3 separate regions of the Homo sapiens genome follow, and regions 1 and 2 are each linked to region 3. The links are chromatin loops, found by intact Hi-C in ENCODE. Cell type or tissue: PC-3. All regions are shown on one strand. Links, peaks and the distances in the headings refer to the core of each region. The heading gives the core; the rest is flanking DNA.

The links. A loop is a pair of places that touch in the nucleus more often than their neighbours do. Peaks named below come from ENCODE experiments on the same cell type or tissue, not always from the same donor. Only the 100,000 strongest peaks of a DNase experiment are listed, where the experiment ranks them.
Region 1: it touches region 3 in a loop (4-fold over the local background); 3 of 110 quality-filtered maps call a loop at or near these places.
Region 2: it touches region 3 in a loop (8-fold over the local background); 24 of 110 quality-filtered maps call a loop at or near these places.

Annotation. Positions count from the first base shown.
Region 1 is chr15:57,373,651-57,381,265 of GRCh38, forward strand. It overlaps CGNL1 (cingulin like 1), which reads left to right and starts at 2,855. Exons shown (of 19, transcript NM_032866.5): 1 at 2,855-2,917. In PC-3, for the core only: a CTCF peak has its summit at 3,965 (motif pointing right); no DNase peak of the experiment used is centred there; H3K4me3 peaks cover 1,590 bases.
Region 2 is chr15:57,337,246-57,344,860 of GRCh38, forward strand. No RefSeq gene overlaps it. Among named protein-coding and RNA genes, the nearest start is that of LINC01413, 22 kb to the left of the region's middle. In PC-3, for the core only: CTCF peaks have their summits at 3,593 (motif pointing right) and 3,800; a DNase peak (open chromatin) is centred at 3,626.
Region 3 is chr15:57,458,728-57,466,342 of GRCh38, forward strand. CGNL1 (cingulin like 1) reads left to right here. Exons shown (of 19, transcript NM_032866.5): 8 at 2,953-3,165. Among named protein-coding and RNA genes, the nearest start is that of CGNL1, 86 kb to the left of the region's middle. In PC-3, for the core only: a CTCF peak has its summit at 3,784; a DNase peak (open chromatin) is centred at 3,954; H3K4me3 peaks cover 339 bases; H3K27ac peaks cover 847 bases.

The sequences.
Region 1 (7,615 bases), core at 1,731-6,730, 84 kb before region 3:
CCTTGGGTGATGCCCTCTGCTTCCTCCACCCTCAGTGAAGGCACTGCACTCTCCTTTCCTGGCTCCTGGTCCTCACTCTCCCCTCACCCTCCACATGGATGCTGCCCAGAGACACTCCTCCACTTCCCAGCTGCCTGCTGGGGCATTTCCACTGAAAAGTTCCACCATTACTTCATGCTCCATGGAACCTTCAGGAGCTCTCCTGAAAAGCAGCCTCTTTCCATATTGTTCCTATTTCTGATGCTCCAAGGCACCCAGCCTGGAAGCCTCAGCTTTGCCTTTGCCAGTTCCACTCCCTCATTGCACACATCTGGTCACCAAGACATCTGGTCTTCCAAACAAGAGCCCTTCCCTTCCCTTTTCCCTTCCCTTCCCTTCCCTTTTCCCTTCCCTTCCCCTTTTCCTTCCCTGTGCTTCCCTTCCCCTTCTCCTTCCCTTCCCCTTCTCCTGCCTTCCCTCCCTCCCTCCTTTCTCTTTTTCTTCCCTTCCCTTTTTCCTTCCCTTCCTTTTCCCTCCCTTCCCCGTTTCCTTCCCTTCCCTTCCCTTTTTCCTTCCCTTCCCCTTTTTCTTCCCTTCCCCTTTTCCTTACCTTCTGCTTTTCCTTCCCTTCCCCTTCTCTCTCTCCTTCCTTCCTTCATTAGTTCCTTCCTTCCTTCCTTCCCTCCCTCCCTTCCTTCCTTCTCTCCCTCCCTCCCTCCCTCTCTCCTTTCTCTCTTTCTTTTCTTTTCTTTCTTTTTTTGAGACAATTTCATTCTGTTGCCCAGGCTGGAGTCCACTGGGGCAGTCACAGCTCACTGCAACCTCAACCTCCCAGGATCAGTTGATCCTCCCACCTCAGCCTCCTGAGTAGCTGGAACTACAGGCACATGCTACCATGCCTGGCTAATTTGTGTGTGTGTGTGTGTGTGTGTGTGTGTGTGTGTGTGTGTGTGTGTGTGTGTATGCGCTTTTTTTCTTTTTCTTTTTCTTTTTTTTTTGGTAGAGACAGTTTTCGCCATGTTGCCCAGGCTGGTCTTGAATTCCTGTGCTCAGGTGATCCACTGCCTTGGCCTCCCAAAGTGTTGGGATTACAGGCATAAGCCACTGCACCCAGTTGGAAAATTCTTTCCTGTCCCTCCCTGCTGCAACTCCCCATCTACCCCATGACTCTGCTGGTTCCTAGGCCATGGGTCTCCCCCATCTGGTTCCCAGGGCCATTTAGGTGCCCTCTATTGCATGCAGGTTCCATTCTAGTCATTTTGAGGTGTCCAAGTACTGTTTGGTTGCCTTGAGCCCCCTCACTTTGGCATTTGATGCCTTTTCCACCCTCTGACCCCATCCACCTTTCTAGTATGCCTCATCCCATTTTCTAGCATGTGTGTCCTGCCCCAGGCAGCCTCTGCTCAGGAAAGCTGGTCCACCCTCTGGGCACTGTTCACACACCCCATCACCTTGGCTGTCTTCCCCAACCTAGACCTGCTAACTCTGGAATAGTGCAATACCGCTTCCTCCAAAAAGACTCCCTTGACCATGCTGCCCACTTGGGATAAGTAGCATCTTTTTTTTTTTTTCTTTCTTTCCTGGCAATGAATCACTATTATTAGGTCGGAGCAAAAGTAACTGTGGCTTTTCCCATTGAAAGTAATAGCAAAACTGCAATTACTTTTGCACCAACCTATTACTTTTTCAAGTCCTTTTATATTGTTTTGAATTGTTAAGTTTTCAAGGGTCTATTTCATTCAATATGTCAGCAAACATGTATTAAGTACAGGTTGGGCAGGGCGCAGTGGCTCACATCTGTAATCCCAGCACTTTGGGAGGCCGAGGCGGGTAGATTACTTAAGGTCAGGAGTTCGAGACCAGCCTGACCAACGTGGTGAAACCCCGTCTCTACTAAAAACACAAAAATTAGCCGCGCGTAGTGGTGGCCACCTGTAGTCCCAGCTACTCGGGAGGCTGAGGCACGAGAATCGCTTGAACCCGGGAGGCAGAGGCAATGAGCCGAGATCGCGCTACTGCACTCCAGCCTGGGCAAAACAGCAAGACTCCATCTCCAAAAAAAAAAAAAAAAAAAAAAAGTACAGGTTGTTGTTTTCTCAGGGAATCCTCATAGCTGGTGAAGTATCCAGCTTTTCATTTTACGGATGAGTGAACTGGGGTTTAGAACTGATAACATTTTGCCCAAGTTCTCACAGCTAGCGAGAGGCGTGCCGCAGTTTATCGTGGGGTGGGTCTAAACAAGGACCTAAAAACTGTATTCGAATCCCAGCCCTACTACCGCCAGCTGTGTGACCTTACGAGGCGCCTCACTTTACTGTTTCTCCAACAGAGACAGACATTTCTTGTTACCGCGCAAGTGGGATAACCTCCCCACCAGTGTCTAGACACAGTAGGTGCTCAATAAATAGGTGTGGGTTTGCGGTGGCAGAAGAGCGCTATCCCTTAAGTTTCTGACAGTGAGGGGGAAAAAGGCTAAGCAGGGAAAGGAAGGGAAAGGGGTAAACTGAGCTCGGCGCAGTCGAGAGCGCGAAATAGGGAGGGCTTCCTGCAGGCCAGGAATTTGGAGAGGCCGAGGCTGGGAGAAGAAAAATGCCCGGTGACGGCGGAGGGGAGGTGGAAGGACGAACGGCTCCGGGAAGGGGTGAGGTCTAAGCGCAGCCCCGGGCCCAGCGGAGCCGAGGGCGGGTGGTGCGGGGGTTCCTGGGTAGGTTCGTCCCGACGGGCCGCGGGCGGATTGAAGGGAGGGTTGGGCCCGCCGGCAGCCCCGGCGGGTCCAGGCCCCCGGCCAGCCCCTGCCCCTCCTCCCAGGAGGGCGGGCGGCGACTGCGGGGCGGGGCGCGGGCTCGCTCGGCCTCCCGGCGGCGCCGCGGCCCTTGCACTCCGGCCGGGCTCTGCTGGCTGCGGCGGGAGCTGGACGCGGGAGGAGGCGGCGGCGGCGGTGAGTGAGCTCCGGGCTGGAGCGGGGCGGGGTGTGCGCCGGCAGCCGGGTTTCGGGGTGCTAGGGGCCGCCCAGGGCGGCGGGACCCCCAGGGGTTCGGGCTCAGCCAGGTGCACTGTGCTCAGTCCGCGCGTCCACTCTCGGTGACCCGCGCCGCGCGTGTCCTGGGGCTCGAAGATGCGACCCGGACTCCCGCGCCGCGCCCCGCCGAGGGCAGGCGCAGAACAGATGCGGGCGATCCCTGGGGAACCCGCTTCGGGGCGGGGTGGGAGGGAGGAGGCCCTGCAGAACCTCCCTTTAGTGAAGAGGGACTTTCTGCCTTCGCACCCCTGCCTGGACCCTCCGGCTCTAGTGACAGCTGGGAGAGACTCACACGAAGCAGTTTCTGACCTATCCTGTCGTACACAAGTCCTCGGCGTGCTCGGCCGGACCATCCCCTGGAAAGAAAGGGGCGTGTGACCTTTCTCTCCCCGATCCTCCAGACCACTGCGCCGCCCAGGGAGGTCATCCCCGAGAGAGCCCCCGCCTCACTCGGAGCACACATTCTAGCTCTCCCCGGGACTTTTCCAAGTTGCATCACTGTTTGGCCTCTAGACAGGTACTTGGCTGTCATGTTGGAGTTAGTTACACAGGATTTTTGAAACTTTGTATATTTGCTTTGTGTGTTCTTCACCCTAAGGCCGCTGCCCTCCCGACTCTGCTTATGCCGCTCAAAACGTTGCTCAAAGCTCGCTGGGAATGCTTTTGCGGGCATTGGTTCTCAAACTTGGCCCCACATCTGGAGAGTTTTAAAAAATACTGGTGCCTGTGTCCCACTCCCAGAGATCTGGATTCGGCTTGCCTGGGTTGCAGCCTGGACAATGGAATTTTTAAGACGCCGCAGGTGATTCTAATGTGCAGGCAAGTTTGAAAACCTCTGCTTTGAGAGTTGCTCCCACCAGCCACTCTTCGGACGGCTCAAGATCAGTCCTGATCTAGAACTCATCTCAGGTCCTCATAGCTCTTCCCTAATCCACCTCTCCACCTGAAGAACCTGTTGATTGGTGCTTTCCAACTTTAGACAGTAGATGGTGCCTTTACTGAAGATCCCTTTGTTTCTACCTCTCTGTTTACAGTCAATACTGCCAGGGCACTTTCTGCCAAGGAGGTGGGAGTGTAGGCATTAGAACCGAGCAGTCCTTGTCAGGGTCAAGGTTATAATACAGGGTTGTCCTATTCAGGGAAAACCAAGTGATAATTTGACTTGTCATATTCGGGAATGATTTCAGATTAAAAGGAGAAAAAATACTTTAGGGTTTGGTCAGCTTTTGGAGACCCTCCGGAGACTCCCCCACGTAGATAATGGAGTTGCATAAATGTGGAGAATTTTCCTTCAAAAAGCCAAAGCTAACAACATCCTTAAGGTTTTGTGGTTGATATTTGTGTTAACATAAGTCCATTTTTGTAGATTAAACTTATTCTGGAAGTATGATGAAGCCCTGCAGACAGAACACAGTGTATAACATGGCACATCTGAGATGACACCTGAGACACCTGTCACATGGTCTTAAAAATGATAGAGAAGTAGGACTAAGGAAAATGTAACCATGCTTATATTGGCTAAATTAGGTCATATATTTTATCAAGAAAATGTGTTTTCACTGCCCTTTTTAGTAATGTGATAGTCTCCGGGGATCTTGGTTAATTTACTTTTGTACCCCAAATATGATGTTTGCATTAAAATTTCCACCCTGATGTTGCTACCTGACCACAAATCAGTGGTTTTAAGTTTTTCTTAGGGGGTGGCCCTCTATGTGTTTTTTTTTTTTTTTTTTTTTTTTTTTTTTTTTTTGAGACAGAGTTTTGCTCTTGTCGCCCAGGCTGGAGTGCAATGGTGCAATCTCAGCTTACGGCAGCCTCGGCCTCCCTGGTTCAAATGATTCTCCTGCCTCAGCCTCCCAAGTAGCTGGGATTACAGGCACCCGCTACCATGCTCGGCTACTTTTTTGTATTTTTAGTAGAGACAGGGTTTCGCCATGTTGTCCAGGCTGTTCTCAAACTCCTGACCTCAGGTGATCTGCCCACCTCGGCCTCTCAAAGTGCTGGGATTACAGGCATGAGCCACCGTGCCCCGCCTGTATTTTTATTAACAGTGGGATGACATCCTTCCAAGAATGCCTTGCTGAAGTGAAAGAACATTTACATTCATTTCTAGCTGCTAATGTAAGTCCAAAGAACATTCATTTTGAAAAATACAAAAATGACATAATTTTGCCCACTTGGTTTTCTCGCTTTTCCCCAACTTCCACGACCATGCTCTGCTGCTACTACTGTATTCACTTGCTGGAGGTGTGCACCCTGTGGGAGCCGTCTTCATTGTCTTGGCTTTGGCTTGAAATGGAGGTTACATGCAGCGCATTGTCTTACAGGGTGTCCCCTGACCCGAATCATCACCCTTTGGGGAGCAAGACTATATGGAAAGTGTTTTCCTACTGTTTTTTTTGTGTGTGTGTGTGTGAGTGAGTGAGACCATGCCAACAAAATGAAGCCATATTATTAAATGGTTTGTTAACTTCCAAATCTTGTCTCAATTGGGAAAAGAAAAATGCTTATTCGAGGATGCTGTTGAATTCATGGTGTCTGAAAAGTCACCCCTGAACAGCAATAGTTACACTGTGAATATAATAATACACTCTACCCCCCCAAAAAGAAAAGTTTATGTAAATGTGGGCCTAAGCACATTTATTGCAATTTCTCACTTTGGAGTAGCAGCTCTAATATCCTAAAGTGATTAGAAGAAAGTAAGTGAAGAAAAATATGAAGAAAGGGTTAGTGAGATACTTTTTCATTTAGGGAAAGGGGATACAGCAACTAGAAAAGGCCTTGGGTTTGTGTTAAGAATTTATTGCCCTGGTGGCTTCCTTTTTTTCTTTGTTTAATTTGCTTGTGCTGATGGGTGAGGGAGAGTTAAAGAAATTTAATGGCCTCCTAACTCTCTTTCCCCGTGAAACCCATTTATCTAAGAGATGCCATTGGCCTTTTAAAAATATCCAACTGATTTTATGCTTTTCCTTTCTTTTCATCTTCTGATCTCGGCACTAAAGGGCGGTGGCATGGCTGAGAGGTTGGCATCAGAGCAGGAAAACAAAGTTCAAGGGGAAACCAAAAATTGGGTAATTTTCTCTGAATGACCAAGTGCTTACTTTTTTCAGGCATGTGACATTGCTGTTATCAAGAAACCAGTTATGACATGAAAATCCTGAAAATGGAAAAGGAAAAAAGAAAAAAAAAGGGAATGGGGTGGGGGATGGAAATAGCACCAGGGTTGACTGACCTTTACCGAGGAGGGAAGGCTTAGTGTTTTCAGCCTGGTGTCCCCCGTGTCCCGATTGCAGCCCCCTGTACTTCTCTCCTCATGCACCCTCCTGCATCCCTCAAGCCAATATCCTTGGGGGAGATAGTGCTTCATCTTAAATTCACACTAAGGTGTCTTTTTGTTTTTGTTATTTGAGACTCTGCTCTGTCACCCAGGCTGGAGTGCAGTGATGTGATCTCAGCTCACTGCAACCTCCGCCTCCCGGGTTAAAGCAATCCTCCCTGCCTCAGCCTCCTGAGTAGCTGGAATTACAGGCATGCGCCACCATACCCCGCTTATTTTTGTATTTTTAGTAGAGATGGGGTTTCACCATGTTGGCCAGGCTGGTCTCGAACTCCTGACCTCAGGTGATCCACCTGCCTCGGCCTCCCAAAGTGCTCCGATTACAGGCATGAGCCACTGTGCCCAGCTGTTAGTAGCCCCTGTTACTAGCAAAAGCTATGTATTACCCAGAGTTGTTGGTAAACAGGATAAGGTTCCTGCCTTAAGGGGCCTGAGTCAGGTGGGGATGTAAACCCTGGGTTGCAATAAGTTAGGAACTTTTCTAATCAAGAGGAACACAGTGGCCCGTGGGGTACTGTGGGGCACCTGGCTAGCCTCGCCTGGGTAGATGCCTCCTCAATTCATTGGCACAGGAGGCATAAGACATGCTTTACTTGGGTTTACATTAAAGCTTATTCTATTAGGCCCGTACCCCAAATGACTGATTTTGGAAATGTCCGACTCCAGGAGCGAGAAGGGTGCAGGTATCCATCATGCAAAGGGGAGGTGGGAGGTGGAGGAAGAGAACAGATTCTGGCAGGTGTCTTTTGCTTCTGGAGTCTACTGAACAGGGGTACTTCCTGGGAGTGGGAAGCTCATGGAGAATGTGGCTGGATCCATTTTTGGCACATTAGTAACTGGTAAAGTAAGCTTAGTAGCGGCTACCTCCGCAACAGAGCTGAAAGGAGAATGCAAAGTGCAGTGTGAAAGCCGCAGCTGCAGCACTTTTTGGAGCAAGTGGTTGGGTTTGTATCTATGGCTCCTGCCAATGGGCAGACATTGGTTCCTCATCATACCATGGTTGCTGTAGCTCAGGCTTCCTTGGGCAGGCTGAAAACTGGACTTCACACTGTTTTTCCCTTGGGTAGGTGGTTTCCAAATAGCTGACCCATAGGGCTAATAACCTCATGGTTATAATAGTTACTATTTGTTTATTGACTGCCTTTCAAGTGCCAGGTAGCATGCTCAGCACTTTTCGTTCATTACTGTAAACCCTTTACATTCCTGAGAGGCAGGTGGCAGTGACCTCATTTTACATATGAGGAAACTGAGGCCCAAGGAGGTGCTGAATCCTGCAAAGG
Region 2 (7,615 bases), core at 1,494-6,493, 120 kb before region 3:
CTCTTGCTGGGGTGGAAGTCGCGACCTCCTCTGAGGGTGAATGGGCAGGGCCCACGTCTGCACCTCTCTTAACAGCCCTTTTAGGCCAAGGGGGCTGCAAATGCCTGAGGCTGTTAGGTCTTCAGGGCCAGCCTTGGGCTTCTGTGGCTCAGGAGCAGGGAGAGGGCGGCCCCAGCCCTCCGGGCTCAGCTCTGGAGGGGCTGAAAGATGGGAGCCCTGAGCTGGCAGGACCTGGAAGATGGTGTCCTCTCCATAAAACAATTCCCAAAGCCTTTCTTTGTCTTCATTTCCTGATCATGAAAAATACGTTACAGAACAAATAGAACTATGTTTATACTTCCCAAATTATGAAGGTGATTTCACGTTTTTTGGTGGGTTTTTGGTGTGCGATGGAGTTTGTTTTTCTTCTGGGACATTTTGGGCCTCGCTGCAACATGAAGGTGGGATGTTGGGGGCACCGGAGGATTTACCCTCTCTAGGCTGTGCTGGTTACTATAGTGGAGGGTCTCAGAGAGCTCCAGGCTGGGGCAGGAGGAGGGTGATTATGGCTCTGAGAATAAGAGAACAGGTGAGCCAAGCCATGGAGAAAAACTGAAGTCCTCACCTGCCAGGAGAGAAGCCATGGTGGGCACCTGCTGATTGTGGCCTGAGGGGCCGCCCTCCACAGTTCCCGTGAGCCTTGTGTGGTCAGGCGTCCCCTGACCTTTCTAACTGAAACCAGGGGAAAGCTGTTCCCCGGCGGAGCAGCAGGCGTCCCTGTCAGAGCCACCGGCTTTCTCCCTGTGACTCACGGCTGCTTCCTCCTGGTCATCTGGTCCAGGGCAGGCCTAGAGGATGTGTGTTGACTGACCATGTTCCTGCTAAAAATATGGGTCCTGGAGTCAGAATTTCTTGCTGTGAAAAGCACTTCCTGCAGGCAGGGTGCCTCAGGAAGCAGGTCATAACATTGTTTTTCTGAGCCTTTCTCTTCTTGTGTGGGGTCTCTATATTCAGAGTCTATAAACATGAACAAATGTATGTACGGTGGCCAGGAAAGCGGGAAACAGGTGGCGGTGCTCACGGGGCAGCACTGGACTGGGGAATGCTTTCAGCAGCTCCCCCCGTGGGCGTGTCAGTGTGGACTCCCTCCAAGACACTCTGGCGCAAGGGCCATTGATTTTCTTTTTCTTTGTTTCTTTGTTTCTTTTTTCTTTTTTTTTTTTTGTAAGACAGAGTCTCACTCTGTCGCCCAGGCTGGAGTGCAGTGGTGCAATCTCAGCTCACTGCAATCTCTGCCTCCCAGGTTCAGAGATTCTCATGCCTCAGCCACCCAAGTAGTTGGGATTACAGGTGCATGCCACCATGCCCAGCTAATTTTTGTATTTTTAATACAGACAGGGTTTCACCATGTTGGCCAGGCTGGTCTCAAATGCCTGACTTCAAGTGATCCGCCCGCCTCGGCCTCCCGAAGTGCTGGGATTACAGGCGTGAGCCAACACACCTGGCCTTCTTTGGTTTTCTAGCTCCCATCTACTCAGCATGGGCGGAAATCCAATTTGTTGTGCTTCCTGGCTTCTGGGGTCCTGTGGACCTGACAGGGTCTTGCACCATTCAGAGAACTGGCTCTCCGGGCCTCAGGACGCCCTGAGCACTGCTCAGAGGTTCACTCTTCAGTCACTGTGGTCCCCGGGAGCAGTGCTGATGAGTTGAAGCTCAGCCTCTGGGTATTCATGCTCCACCCCCTGAGCAGCCTTGGACACCCTTCCCCCTCACTCCTCACCATTTGCTGAGACCACCACCCCTGCCCCCCTATCTATCCCAGCCTCTTCAACTAAAGCTGCCAATCTCACGCCCTGCTCCTCTGGGACCACCTCTCCCCACACCCCATGGGCCTGAAACATAAGAGTTCTTTACTTGGGGGGTTGGGGGTGGGTGAGAACACTCAGCCCTTCAGAAACACACAGCAGCCTCTTCTCCCCAGAATCAGGAGGGGAAGGGAGAAAGGGGAAGGAAGATGCTTGATATAGTTTGGATATTTGTCCTCGCCCAAATCTCAGGTTGCATTGTGATCCCCAGTGATGGAGGTGGGATCTGGTGGGAGGTGTTGGGATCATGGGAGCCGATCCCTCATGGCTTGGTGCTGTCCTCATCATAGTGAGTGAATTCTTGTGAGACCTGGTCATTGAAGAGTCTGTGGCACCCCCCACCACCAGCTGTCTCTCTTGTTCCTGCTTTTGCCATGTGGCGTGCCTGCTCCCCCTTCACCTTCTGCCATGATCATAAGCTTCCTGAGGCCTCCTCAGAAGATGAGCAGATGTTGGGGCCATGCTTCCTTACAGCCTGGAGAACTGTGAGCCAATTAAACCTCTTTTCTAGCCAGGCACGGTGGCTCATGCCCGTAATCCCAGCACTTTGGGAGGCCAAGGCAGGCGGATCCCCTGAGGTTGGGAGTTTGAGACCAGTCTGACCAACATGGAGAAACTCTGTCTCTACTAAAAATACGAAATTAGCCGGGCATGGTGGCCCATGCCTGTAATCCCAGCTACTCAGGAGGCTGAGGCAGGAGAATTGCTTGAACCTGGGAGGCAGAGGTTGCAGTGAGCCAAGATCTCACCATTGCACTCCAGCCTGGGCAATAAGAGTGAAACTCTGTCTCAAAACAAACCAAAAACAAAAGAACTTCTCTTTTCTTATAAATTACCCAGTCTCAGGTATTCCTTTATAGTAATGCAAGAACAGCCTCTTACGCTTCATTTGTCTCTGGGAATATAGAGTAAAACAGCAGCCAAATAACACTCCAAAACAAAACAAAACAAAACATCCCAGAAGACGAATTGTAGTTTAGTTTTTTTTTTTTTGTTTTACTAAGTAGCTCCCCTTGTTACGTTAGCCTCGTTTTACAGACGAAGAACCCAGGGCTAAGAGGGTTCCTTGGGCTGCCATGTGGCACTGGGTGGGGGTTTATGGAGGTCATGGCCCCATGTCTATGCTCTCAATCTGACCAGCGTAGGCATCAGGGTGGGCACTGCCCTGCACAGAGGCCCAAGGGTGGTCCTGACCATGTTGCCCAGGATGGTCTCAACTCATCTGCTGAGAGATGGCCTCCATCACAACCTTAGCCTCTGCTGGCAAACAGGTGGAAAGGAACCAAAAGACAAGTAAATCCCAGCCATTAAAGGTAGAGCTGGCTGAGCCTCCTTCAGAGAATGCATGATGGTGACACACACCTCCACAACACCCAGGCTTGATTTATGGACGCAGATGTGCATATATCACCTCCTGTAATCCTCACAAGAATCCTATTATTTCCATTCTCCAGATCATAAAATGGGCATGCAGATGTTGAGTAACTTTACCAAATCCTATAACTAGTAAGTTGCCGAAAATGGGATCTGAACCCAAATCCCTTAAGTCCAGTGTTCTTTCCATAATATATCAGTGAATATAGCTGAGATTTCATTTTTTAGACAGATAAAAATCAAGAGAGGTGAGTACCAACGTTTGCACTTTTCATTTGACAATAATAGACAACAAGGAAACCAATTTGAAATTTCAGTCTCTCTTTAGGAACTTAAAGATGAAGAAAAACTAGGAGAGTGGTTATTCTACAAAGTACCATCAGGTGGCACCATTGCACAGCGGCTGCATATCCCCAAGGTTCAACTCAACAGAAGGGCCAGCTCAGTCTGGCCAGCTGCGACCCCACCCTGGCCATGGCATGTCCCCGCCCCACACCTTTACTAATATGATGTCAAGATCTGATGTGTGAATAAGAAACGTAGCATCCCATGTCTCAGTTAGCTGCTGTCCATGTACTAGTCCATCTATTTTTGTCTGGTAACTATTTTAAGTTATCTTGACCTTGTTAAATGTTTTAACAGGATCTGATCTGTCTCTGAAAACATTGCACTCTCTTGTCTGGAGGTGCAGGGACAGGAAGGAAACCTTTAATCAAGGTCCCCCTTGGCCTGAGATGATGGTGGGATAGGTGTGGGGTCTAGATTGAAGGTGGAGGGGTCAGAAGTCATGCAAGGGCAGTGGTGGGTTTGACTGGACGTTTGGGGCCAGGCAGGCAGCTTTGCACAGTGCATCCTTTGCCTCTGTATGGGGTCGGGAGCTTGGAAAGCTTTGGGGGTGGGGGTGGGTGGGTAATGAACACTTCTCACACTGTTTTCTGTTTTGTTTTTGTTTTGTTTTGTTTTGTTTTGAGACAGGGTCTCGCTGTGTCACCCAGCTGGAATGCAGTGGCACAATCCTGGCTCACTGCAACCTCTGCCTCCCGTGTTCAAGTGATCCTCCTGTGTCAGCCTCCTGAGTAGCTGGGACCACAGGCGTGCACCACCATGTCTGGCTAATTTTGTTTTGTTTTGTATTTTTTGTAGAGACGGGGTTTTGCCATGTTGCCCAGGATGGTCTCAAACTCCTGGGCTTAAGCAGTCTGCCCGCCTTGGCCTCCCAAAGTGTTGAGATTACAGGCATGAGCCAGTGTCCCCAGCCCCAGTTAGTTTTATAATGCTGCATGAAATCTAGATTATTTGAAAATACCACATAAAAATAATTGCTATGACATTTAAATATAGTGACAATGAAGTTCATAACAGAATTTGTATTAGAGTATTATTATTGCATAACACAAAAATTTGCCTTCTGTACAATCTCTTACACGGAAACATAAAATGTCAAGAATTTTCTGTAAGGAAACATAAAAGTAGATTAGCTACAAGTAAGACTAATAAACATAGCATACCTTTTATACATTGTAGAAATAGTTATTTTTTATTCAATAATTTGAATGTAAAGGGCTTTGAATTGTTTTTGTTTTGTATGTTACCAATAACTTGAAGCTGTTTCAAGCTGTTAAATCTAAATTCTAGTCTCTGTAGAGATTATACCGGTTCCCACATGTGTCATGGGATGCCTTGTGCCCCTCCAAAATTCATATGTTCAAGTCCCAACCCCCAGTACCTCCGAATGTGACTGTATTTGGTGCTAGGTTCTTTAAAGAAATAATTAACCCTTTTCCTGTTTAGGAAAAAAAAAAGTGCAGCCCACTGCCAGCATTTTTTTTTTTTTTTGAGACAGAGTCTTGCTCTGTTGCCCAGGTTGGGGTTCCATGGCACAATCTTGGCTCACTGCAACCTCTGCCCCTCAAGTTCAAATGATTCTCCTGCCTCAGCTTCCTGAGAAGCTGGGACCACAGGCATGCACCACCACATCTGGCTAATATATATGTATTTTTTGTAGAGACGGGGTTTCGCCATGCTGCCCAGGCTGGTGTCAAACTCCTGACCTCAAGTGATCTGTCCACCTCAGCCTCCCAAAGTGCTGGGATTATAGGCATGAGCCACCGTGCTTGGCCAGAGCTCATTTAATTTTACATAAACCAACCTGACTGATTTTCAATGTGAAAGTAAAATTTAAAAACTGTTCTTGGAGTTATGTGTAAACAGAACTAACATCAAAATCATCTCAATCATCAGAATCGTCTATTTCAGAAAAATAGGATTAATCAAATGAATCTTTGGCCAACAACTCTTTGAGAATGATCACATAGGAATGCTATGTTTTCTCGGATTTGACATTTTCAGCGATCGAGAATTACTATATTTTCTAAATGGAAATGCCACTACTAAAGACAGAACGCTATACCTAGAATGATGTCTTATACGTAGAATGATGTCTTTTGTTTCCAAAGTTGATACACTAAAGCAAAGTGAAAATAATAAAAGGGAGATGTTTTGTGACCAAATTACTTTGGGGTAAACGCTGCAGCCGCAAGAGCTGCTGGTGAGTGTTCTTGGGGCAAACAGGAAAAGAGTTAAGGGAAAAATTTAGGTCCTGTGGATGGGCTCTAATCCAATATGATTGGTGTCCTTATAAGAAGAGGAGATCAGGGCACAACGCACAGACAGCGGGGACCACGTGAAGACACAGGGAGAAGACTGCATCTACAAGCCAAGGAGAGACCAACCCCGGCGGCCCCTGATCTCAGACTTGTGGCCTCCAGCACTGGTGCTCAGCCACCCCGGCTGTTCCCTCATGACGGCAGCCCCAGCAGATGAATACCCTGAGTTGTGCAGGCTGACAGGGAAGAGGCAATGAGGAGAGAGGGAGCTAAGACAGCTTCTTTCAATGATAAATCCCTTTTCCCAGAATAATCTGTACCTGTCTTCTTAAAGTAGCTCTTTGCACCAAAAGGGAGGATAATGAATTTTCAAATTGCAAACAGGTTCATTTGTTTCTACAAAACTGTATGTGGCCTAAAAGTGACAGTCATCCTCCTGAGAGAGTCCCCCGTCTTCTAGACAGGACTGGCCCGTGCTAACCAAAGCTGGGCTCTGGCAGGGACTCCAATTTGGGAAGATAAATGAGCAGGCGTGGCTGGCCCCTGAGCCACAGCTGAGCTCTCATGGAAGCGTCAGAAACAAGTACAGGCAACCCCAGGGACTTGGGCAAGGCCAGCCAGATGGTGAGGTGACCCCCAGGGCCCTGCAGCCACAGTGAAATTGACAAGGACCTGGAGCAGGGACTGAAGACCCCTGTGGGCAGGAACAAATGCTGCAGCTGGGCAGGGGATGGGGCAGGCCTGTAGGAAGCCAGATCCCACCTGGGCTCCCCACTCAGAGATGGATCAGAGGCCAGGCTGACCCGTGACCTCACACGGGAGGCCACACTTGGCCCGTGCTCTAATTTGTATTTATTTTTTATTGTTGTGGCGATGGGGTTTGCTGTGTTTCCCAGGCTAATCTCAGACTCCTGGACTCAAACAATCTGCCCACTTTGGCCTCCCAAAAGTGTTGGGATTACAGGCGTGAGCCGCCGAGCCCAGTCCAGTGCTCTATTTTGAAAACAATAGTTAACTACTAACTGTTTTTAAATAAATAGTTGATGGACTGAATAGCACTTTTTCAAAAATTGGCTTTATGTAGACTAGATTCTAACATGCAAAGAAAATATTTTGGGCGGTGGGGGTGGGGGGACCTCTAGAATTTATAGCTCTAAATGTATTAGGTTCTCAGGCCAGGGAGAAAAATTCACTGTTTTAGAGCAATATTACTTGGCAGGCAATGTTCTACTGGCATCACTGCATACGGGTACCTCAACTTCTCCTACAATAAAACCTTATTAATTTGATATCAAAGAACAAAAAGAAAAATTCTCCAACCCCCGCTGGTCTTTGCATTTACCAGGTCCGGCTTATCTCGGCACTTTCATTAAACAGTAATAAGGTGCCTCGTTGGTTGGGGACTAGCGGTAGCTTTGAAATAGTTGCTATTTTTGGCCAGGCACAGTGGCTTACGCCTGTAATCCCAGCACTCTGGGAGGCCAAGGCGCGCAGATCACCTGAGTTCAGGAGTTTGAGACCAGCTTGGCCAACATGGAGAAACCCTGTCTCTACTGAAAATCCAAAAATTAGCCAGGCATGGTGGCAGGCACCTGTAATCTCAGCTATTCTGGAGGCTGAGGCAGGAGAATCGCTTGAACCCGGGAGGTGGAGGTTGCAGTGAGCCGAGATTGCACCATTGCACTCCAGCCTGGGCGACAAGAGCAAAACTCCGTCTCAAAAAGAAAAAAAAGAAATAGTTGCTACTTTACTTTAAATTAACCAACATTGAAATAATGAGGTTCTAGTGTA
Region 3 (7,615 bases), core at 991-5,990:
TGATCTTCCTTAAGAAGGGGCTGGGCAGCGGCAGCAGGGCGTCCTCTTTGATAAATACGAGGACAGGGTATAATTTCATAAGATCTCTGTGTTTGGTGCTTTGAAAGAGCCAGAGCCGGCCTCGTTACCTGCATGGGTCTCTTGACATTTCTTCTGAGCTTGTCAATGCCTGCTAGTTAGATTCTTGATGGGCAAAATCTTAGTCTGTGCAATGCAGCCCCACCCTGGGATTGTAGCGGTTCCCCTGGTTCAATGGAGGTGCATGTCCTAGAGAAAATGAAAGAGATCTCGTTGTCGGTTATACTTAAATCAATAAAATGTTTCTTCCCTCATCAGAGACACAATTCTGGAATGGAAAGTAGCTTATCATCTCTGAAGCCTTGGGTCCCCCGGTGGCAACCATGCCTCTGATTACCCAGGGGTTCCAAGAAAACAGGTCGTGTTCTTATGCAGAAGCCACAAGTGAAATAACTGATGAGTTCAGAATTCTGACATCTCCAGACACCTGCTGTACTGCACTTGTTTATTTATATCTGAACAGATAAGTGCTCCCAATATTAATCTATGCATCAAAAATATAATAAATCAGATCTGTATCCTTCTTTCAACAAGGATAAGTAGGCGAGTCAAATGCAGATGAGAAAAATGATTAAAATATATAGAATGTAAAATAAAAAGTGTTAAGTACTGTGAGAAGAACAGCTAGAGTGAGATGGGTATTCAAGAGGGATATTCAAGGAAGACCTCTTGGAGGAGGTCTTACCGTATCTGGGTCTTCAAAGATTTTCTGAAAGGCAGGGAGAGATGGGCCTGAGAAGGGAGAAGGGCACTCCGGACTGAAGATGCTGCGTGGATTGCCATAGAGGCTGTAGGTGAGAGCCTGGATGCGGGGAGCAGCTGAGTGGTTATCGTAAACCACCTGCACAGGAGGTGAGGAGGGCTTTACCCAGGGAGGTGACAGAAAGGATTGAAGATGTTGCAGAACTAACTTTTTGGTTATGAGAGACTAGGACGAGAGAAAGTCAAAGTCCTGCCAAGTTTCTGAGCTTGAGTGCTGAGGGGGCAGGTGGTGCTTTTCACAAGAGCAAAGAACAAAGGAAGAAGGAAGGAAGGAGCATGATGAATTCTCTTGAAATTGTAATCTTACTGAATCTGAGGTGCCACAGGACATCCAGATGGGTTCATCTAGCAGGTCTTTGAATGTGTTAGTGCAGGTTTGAACTCAGAGAAGGGTAAGAGGTAAAGGTTTAGGAGTCATTTACATAGAATTAATAGTTGGAAAAACAAAAATGAGCTTGCTAAAAGAGAATAAAGAATGCAAAGTTGCAATCTTGGAGATCATCATAGATTTTGGGAAGAGGGAGTGAAAAGCCAGAAAAGATTATCAAAGAAGAAACAGCCTGAGGGAAGAAAACAGGAGTCTGTGTTATCTTGGCACTACAAGAAAGAAGGGCATCTTAGAGAGACAGGAAGGGAGGATGAAAGAGGGGTAAAGAAAATTGACAACTGGGAAAAGGCCATCGGATATGAGTAAAGGTCACAATGACCTTGCAGGGGACTGTCTTGGTAGAGCAGGGACAAAAATCATATAGCAAGAGATTAAGGAGTGAATGGGCAGTTGTGAAGTAGAGGCAGTGAACAGAAATTATGCTTTCAGACATTTTGGTGGTGAAGTTTGGCAGGTAGCCAAGATTCAAGAGTATGGGTAGGAACAAAATGGCAGAAAGAAAAGACAACTGTATTAGTCCATTCTCACACTGATGTAAAGATACTACCTGAGACTGGGTAATTTATAAACAAAGGAGGTTTAATTGACTCACAGTTCCGCATGGCTGGGGAGGCCTCAGGAAACTTCATGGCAGAAGGGGAAGCAGGCACCTTCTTCACAAGGCAACAGGAGAGAGAGTGAGCAAAGTGGGGAAAGCCCCTTATAAAACCATCATATCTCATGAGAACTCACTATCACAAGAGCAACATGGGGAAAACTATCCACGTGATCCAATCATCTCCCACAGTGTCCCCCCCTTGACAAGTGGGAATTATGGGAATTATAACTCAAGATGAGATTTGGGTGAGGACATAGAGCCAAACCATGTCAATAACTGATGGAGTGAAGACTGGGAGCAGGCTGGCAGGGGACAGTGCGTTCTCTGTGGAGGGACTCTGGGTGGAAGAAGGCCTGGAGTGCAGAGAGGGGTTGAGGTGGAGAGGGAGCCAAGATGCCCACATCTCTCTGGCTGAGGGAAGAGCAAAGGTGTCTGTGAGGGCGAGTCCTGAGCTGGAAAACTGAGAAGGTCTGGGACAAAAATGCTGGAGGGAAAGGAATGCCGAGCCTTTGGCAGGACACACTGGGCTCAGGTAATGTGATTTATAGTGGAGCCTGTTGCCCCAGCTTTGTGACCTTCCTCATTAATACCTGGCAGTTAAGAAGGGGAAAATATGAATATTGTGCTCTGCTCAGATGGGCAAATGAGATAGAAGAAAAACAGGCAAAGTTGTCCTGAGTACGAGGAATGTGGATGAAGGGTTTGACCACACTCAGGGTCCCAGGGGATATGAAGCAAGGTAGGCAAGCTGGCGTGCCCCCGTGAAGCAACAGCACACACAGGGCAAGAGCAAGGGCAACAGATCACTGCACAGAAGTGAAATGAGATGGAAGATACAGACGTGTTCCCCAAAGCAGTGAAATTTACATTAGTTTCCCCTTTCTCCCTCAAATTCAATCAAATCTCCAAGAAGCAGAGGCAGAGGAATCCAAGGGAATGATGGCCTCTGAGAAATGCAGGGGGAGAGGAAGAAATGGTCTAAACAGGTGTGCGGGATGTGGAAGGAGAGAGTGGCAAGGCCAGGTGAGATGGCTGTGCACATGGGGACTGAACTGGAGGGGAGATACAGGGCCTCTCAACAAGATGTTTCATTGTCACCTTCTCCCTTCGTGTTTCCTCTCTCTAGGAGCTCTTACAGGCAAAACAGGATCTTCAAGATCTGCTGATTGCCAAAGAGGAGCAAGAAGACCTCTTGAGAAAGCGAGAGCGTGAACTCACCGCCCTGAAGGGAGCCCTGAAAGAAGAGGTTTCCAGCCATGATCAGGAGATGGACAAGCTGAAGGAGCAATATGATGCTGAGTTGCAGGCCCTGAGGGAGAGTGTGGAAGAAGCAACCAAGGTGAGGGATGGGGCAGGAGAATCTGGCTTGTGAACAGATGAAAGGGTAAGACCCTCTCTCCCACACCACTGCAAATCCCCTTCATTCCTTTTAATTAGAGAGTGAATCTCAATTCATCAGATCATGGACACAGAGCTTATTAACAAAGAATAAGCTCAATGGTCCTGCTATTGACCTTTTAAAGTCTATAAACTGAAACGTTGGTAGGGACATTGGTTAAATCCTGTTGCAGAGGGGGAGATGAAGAAGCTGCATATGAACACTTGAGGTTCTGCAGCCCCTTGCAGAGTGGAGGGATGTACTCTCCCAGGCGTTCCTAACGGTCAGAGGCCGAGGGCATTGTGTGACCAAGTTAATGGGCAGAAGTGCAGACGGGACCCAGATTCCTGGAATCCTTCATCCCCCACCCTAGTCTGTTCCTTTTGATTTTGTGTAGCCTTTTGTTGGACAATTCAGGTTCTTTTCTCAGCACAGTTACAAGAGGGTTAATTGGCTGAATTGCCGAAACCCTTCCAAGATAATTTTTCTCTTAATTGAATTCTTGGCTCCTACAAATAGATTCAAAATTATGCTGAAGTCTTTTGGGGCAGACGTCATACTGGCTGTTGAAGAAGAGAAAAACAGTATTTTGAAGGGGAAAATGGTTTGAAATGTCATGCCATCTTTAGGGAAAGAGGGGAATTACAGATTATAAAATTTTCAGAGACTCTGCAATATATAGGTTAAAAATGATGAAGAAAGAATTCTTGATATTGTTTATTCTGTGATGATTACAGTGACAGCTCAGAGTTAGTAGGCCCTCTCTCCCCTAAGCCCTATGGTGATTCACTGATTTTCAATTATGGCACAGTAATTGCAAATGACAAGAAATGAAAGATGGGTTTGTTTGTTATAACAATAAAAAGTCTGGGAAATAGACTGTTTGGGGTTATTACAACTTGGAGACCGTTTTTAAAAGCCTCTTGTTGATTTCCCTGTCTTATTTTTTTTTAGATTTGACTGAATTTGAGGGAGAAAAGCGAAACCGATTTAATTTTTATTGCTTTGAGGGGACATGCCTGTTATTTGCATCTCATTTCATTTCTGTGCACCAGCCTGGTATCCTTGTGATCTATCTTTATGTGCTATTGCTTCATCAGGTACATGCCAATAGGCTACTGAGTTAAAATTTTTCTCCTTTGGACCCATATCTTTATCACCCTTAAATCTTGCCTCAAAACTTGACTTAATGTGGTGTATTCTGGGTGGCTCCTTTAAGGGCAGTTGAGAATAGTGTTGGGGGATATGTTTGTAGTGATTTAAGTATAAGGAAAATCAAACTTGTGCCTCACATGGGGTGGGGGCTATTTATTGGAAGCTTCCAGGTTCTCTACTGTCAGAGATATGTAAGTGAGGAAAGGATACATGGTAGGTGAAAGGATATCTTTGTTGTATGGAATTGAGATCATCAGTAGAGACTTATGTTACTGCATTTTGTCCTGTTCAAATGTCTGCATTATATATTAACTCATAGTATTTTCATTATGCCATTTCAAGAGCGACAACTACATTGACCCATATCAGTCTGTAAAAACGAAACAGGCGAAGTAGTCAAGACGTGTATCACTGGCAGAGAATGGACAGTTTCCAGGCACCGGGAAGCTAACACAAAGGGGTTCGCCTTAGTACCCACTGGGGTGTGGGCCAGCAAGGGCTGTTTGTTCCAGGTTGTTTTCTATACTGCTGCCAGCAACTTTCCTTACAAAACCAAATCTGATCGTGTCAGCCTTTGCTTAAGTAACTTGCTTGACTCCCCATTGCCCCAGATTTAAGCTGAAAATTGTTAGCATGGTAGGGAAGAAGTCCCTTCTCTGCCTAACCCATCTCCAGAAAACTCTGTGTCTTTCAGACCTCTCACCTCTTCATACGTGTAGAGTGACTTGCTCCTGCTTTGCCATCTGAACAGGCTGTTGTCCTCCTGCAAGAATTCCCCCAAATGTCCTCTCTTTTATGAACATGCCCTAGATACCTATACTCCCTTTGGTGGAGTTAGTTGCACCTTCCTTCACCTTCCTTAGGGTTTCTGCGGAACCCTGGCCATTCTTCTACTGTAGTTTGTATCATACCCTATTATAATTTCTCATCTTGTCTGCTTCCTCCATTAGACTCTGCACTTCTTAGGCATAGGGGGCACTTTTGTCCTTTTTTTTTTTCCTGAGAGGGAGTGACAAACTCTAGTACCTCTGGGGCCAGACAGGGAGCATAAATGAGTAAAGCACTGAGTCTGTTATTGGGATGATAGGAGGGTATGGTGGGGACTGTGACAAGCTGGCTGGAGGGCATGTCCTTTGCTGGAGCGGTCAGTGGCTTCTCTGCTCCAGCTTAGAGTTGCCAGTGAGAGAATGCTGGGCCCATGTTGCTAGATCTTTCATTTTTTTCAAGAAGCCAGATATCTGGATGTTTCTGTGAGATCTCCCAACTTTTAAGCATATCTTCAAATTACAAAATAAATAAAGAAATAAATAAAATAACATAGACCAATACACCCCATATGCAAGTCAAGAGCCTGTGCTCTTAGCCTCTTGAGCTCAGCATGGTGCCTGGGACATAGTCACATCCGTGCGGTGTCTGGCAAGTGAAAGTTAGTTTAGGACAAATTTCCTTTCTGACTGGGTTTTCAGTCCCTGCCATGTAGTTCCTGTTGAATTTTTTCAGTGGTGATGTGGGAGGTCTTTTTGGGAACTCTAGTATTATTCTTTGAATTTCTGTGCCTTGCTTTTGAATTTCTCTGCGGTTTCTTTTCCTTTCCTTTCCTTTCCTTTCCTTTCCTTTCCTTTCCTTTCCTTTCCTTTCCTTTCCTTCTTTCTTTCTTTCTCTTTCCTTCTTTTTTTTTTTTGAGATGGAGTCTTGCTCTGTCACCCTGGTTGGAGTACAATGGCACAGTCTTGGCTCACTGCAGCCTACACCTCCCAGGTTCAAGCAGTTCTCCTGCCTCAGCCTCCCAAGTAGCTGGGATTACAGGCATGTGCCACCACGCCTGGCTAGTTTTTTTGTATTTTTAGTAGAGATGGGCTTTCGTCGTGTTGACCAGGCTGGTCTCGAACACCTGGCCTCAAGTGATCTGCCCACCTCGGCCTCCCAAAGTGCTGGGATTACAGATGTGAGCCACTGTGCGCGGCTTCCTTGCAGTTTCTTAAAGAGGATCCTGATTGTGTTTTTTCACCATATTAGCTTTTGCTTCTGAAGGTGGCTGCTTAACAAATGTGATAGAGTCATATTTTATGGGGGACAAATGTGTCAATTTAGTAGATGGATGCTGTTTTTGGTTATATTATTTATGTCTTGGTATTATAGAATAGAACATTAAGATTATTAAATATTTGGAGGAGAGTGAATTAAATATAATTTTTAAATCTGGTAAATAATGTTTCTTAAATATGTGCTCTTACACTTAGATTTTTCCTGCCCCAGGGGGAGAACCCACCCACCAACCACTATGGCTAAAAACTGACTTTTTTTTTTTTTTTTTTTTTTTTTAAGATGGAGTCTCACTCTGTTGCCCAGGCTGGAGTGAAGTAAAATGATCTCGTCTCATTGCAACCTCCACCTCCTGGGTTCAAGTGATTCTCCTGCCCCAGCTTCCTGAGTAGCTGGGATTACAGGCATGCGCCACCACACCTGACTAATTTTTGTATTTTTAGTAGAGACCGGGTTTCACCATGTTGGCCAAGCTGGTCTCAAACCCCTGACCTCAGGGGATCCGTCAGCTTCAACCTCCCCAAAAAAAAAGGACATTTCTTTAAGAAATTTTATTGCATTAAAAAGTTTATTACTTCAATAGGTCTTATGAAGCAGCCCAACCTTCTGTCATCAGTTTTTCTTATTCTTACCACTGCCCCAGTGTCAAAACCCCCTAAAGTGCTATTTTATCGTTGTAAAATAACCAGCACTTTATCCTAGCTTGAGCACTAAAGGTTTTACGTTACTAGAACATTTGGTGAAAAATGTCAAATTATATTTCGAATGTTGTACAGGTATTCCAAACAGATAACTCTGTAATAGTGTATTTTGTAAACCCATCAGCCATATCTTTTAAAGAACAGTTTGATTGCTCAGTGGATGGAATTCATGAATGCCTATGTTATGTGGGGTTTCCTCACCCAGCAGAATGAATTGCATCTCACTGGCAGAGCGGTGGAGGTTTGGGTTATAATGTGCACTATTTAAGTTCTCTTCTTATAGAGAAATGGATCTTCGTAGTCTGTTAGGAGAGTATATCTACCAAACATTCTTTTAAAGGACTAAGCCCTTAAGCAACTTATTTCATAACATGCTTTTTTCTCTGTTTCTGGTCATTTTACACTTTTTTTAGTTTTAAAAAGGAAATGTCTTCTTCTTCCTTGGGTTCGTGGCCATGGCTGGAACCCTTTAGAGGAAATGGGCGCTCAATAGGGATGTGAATGACTGCCAT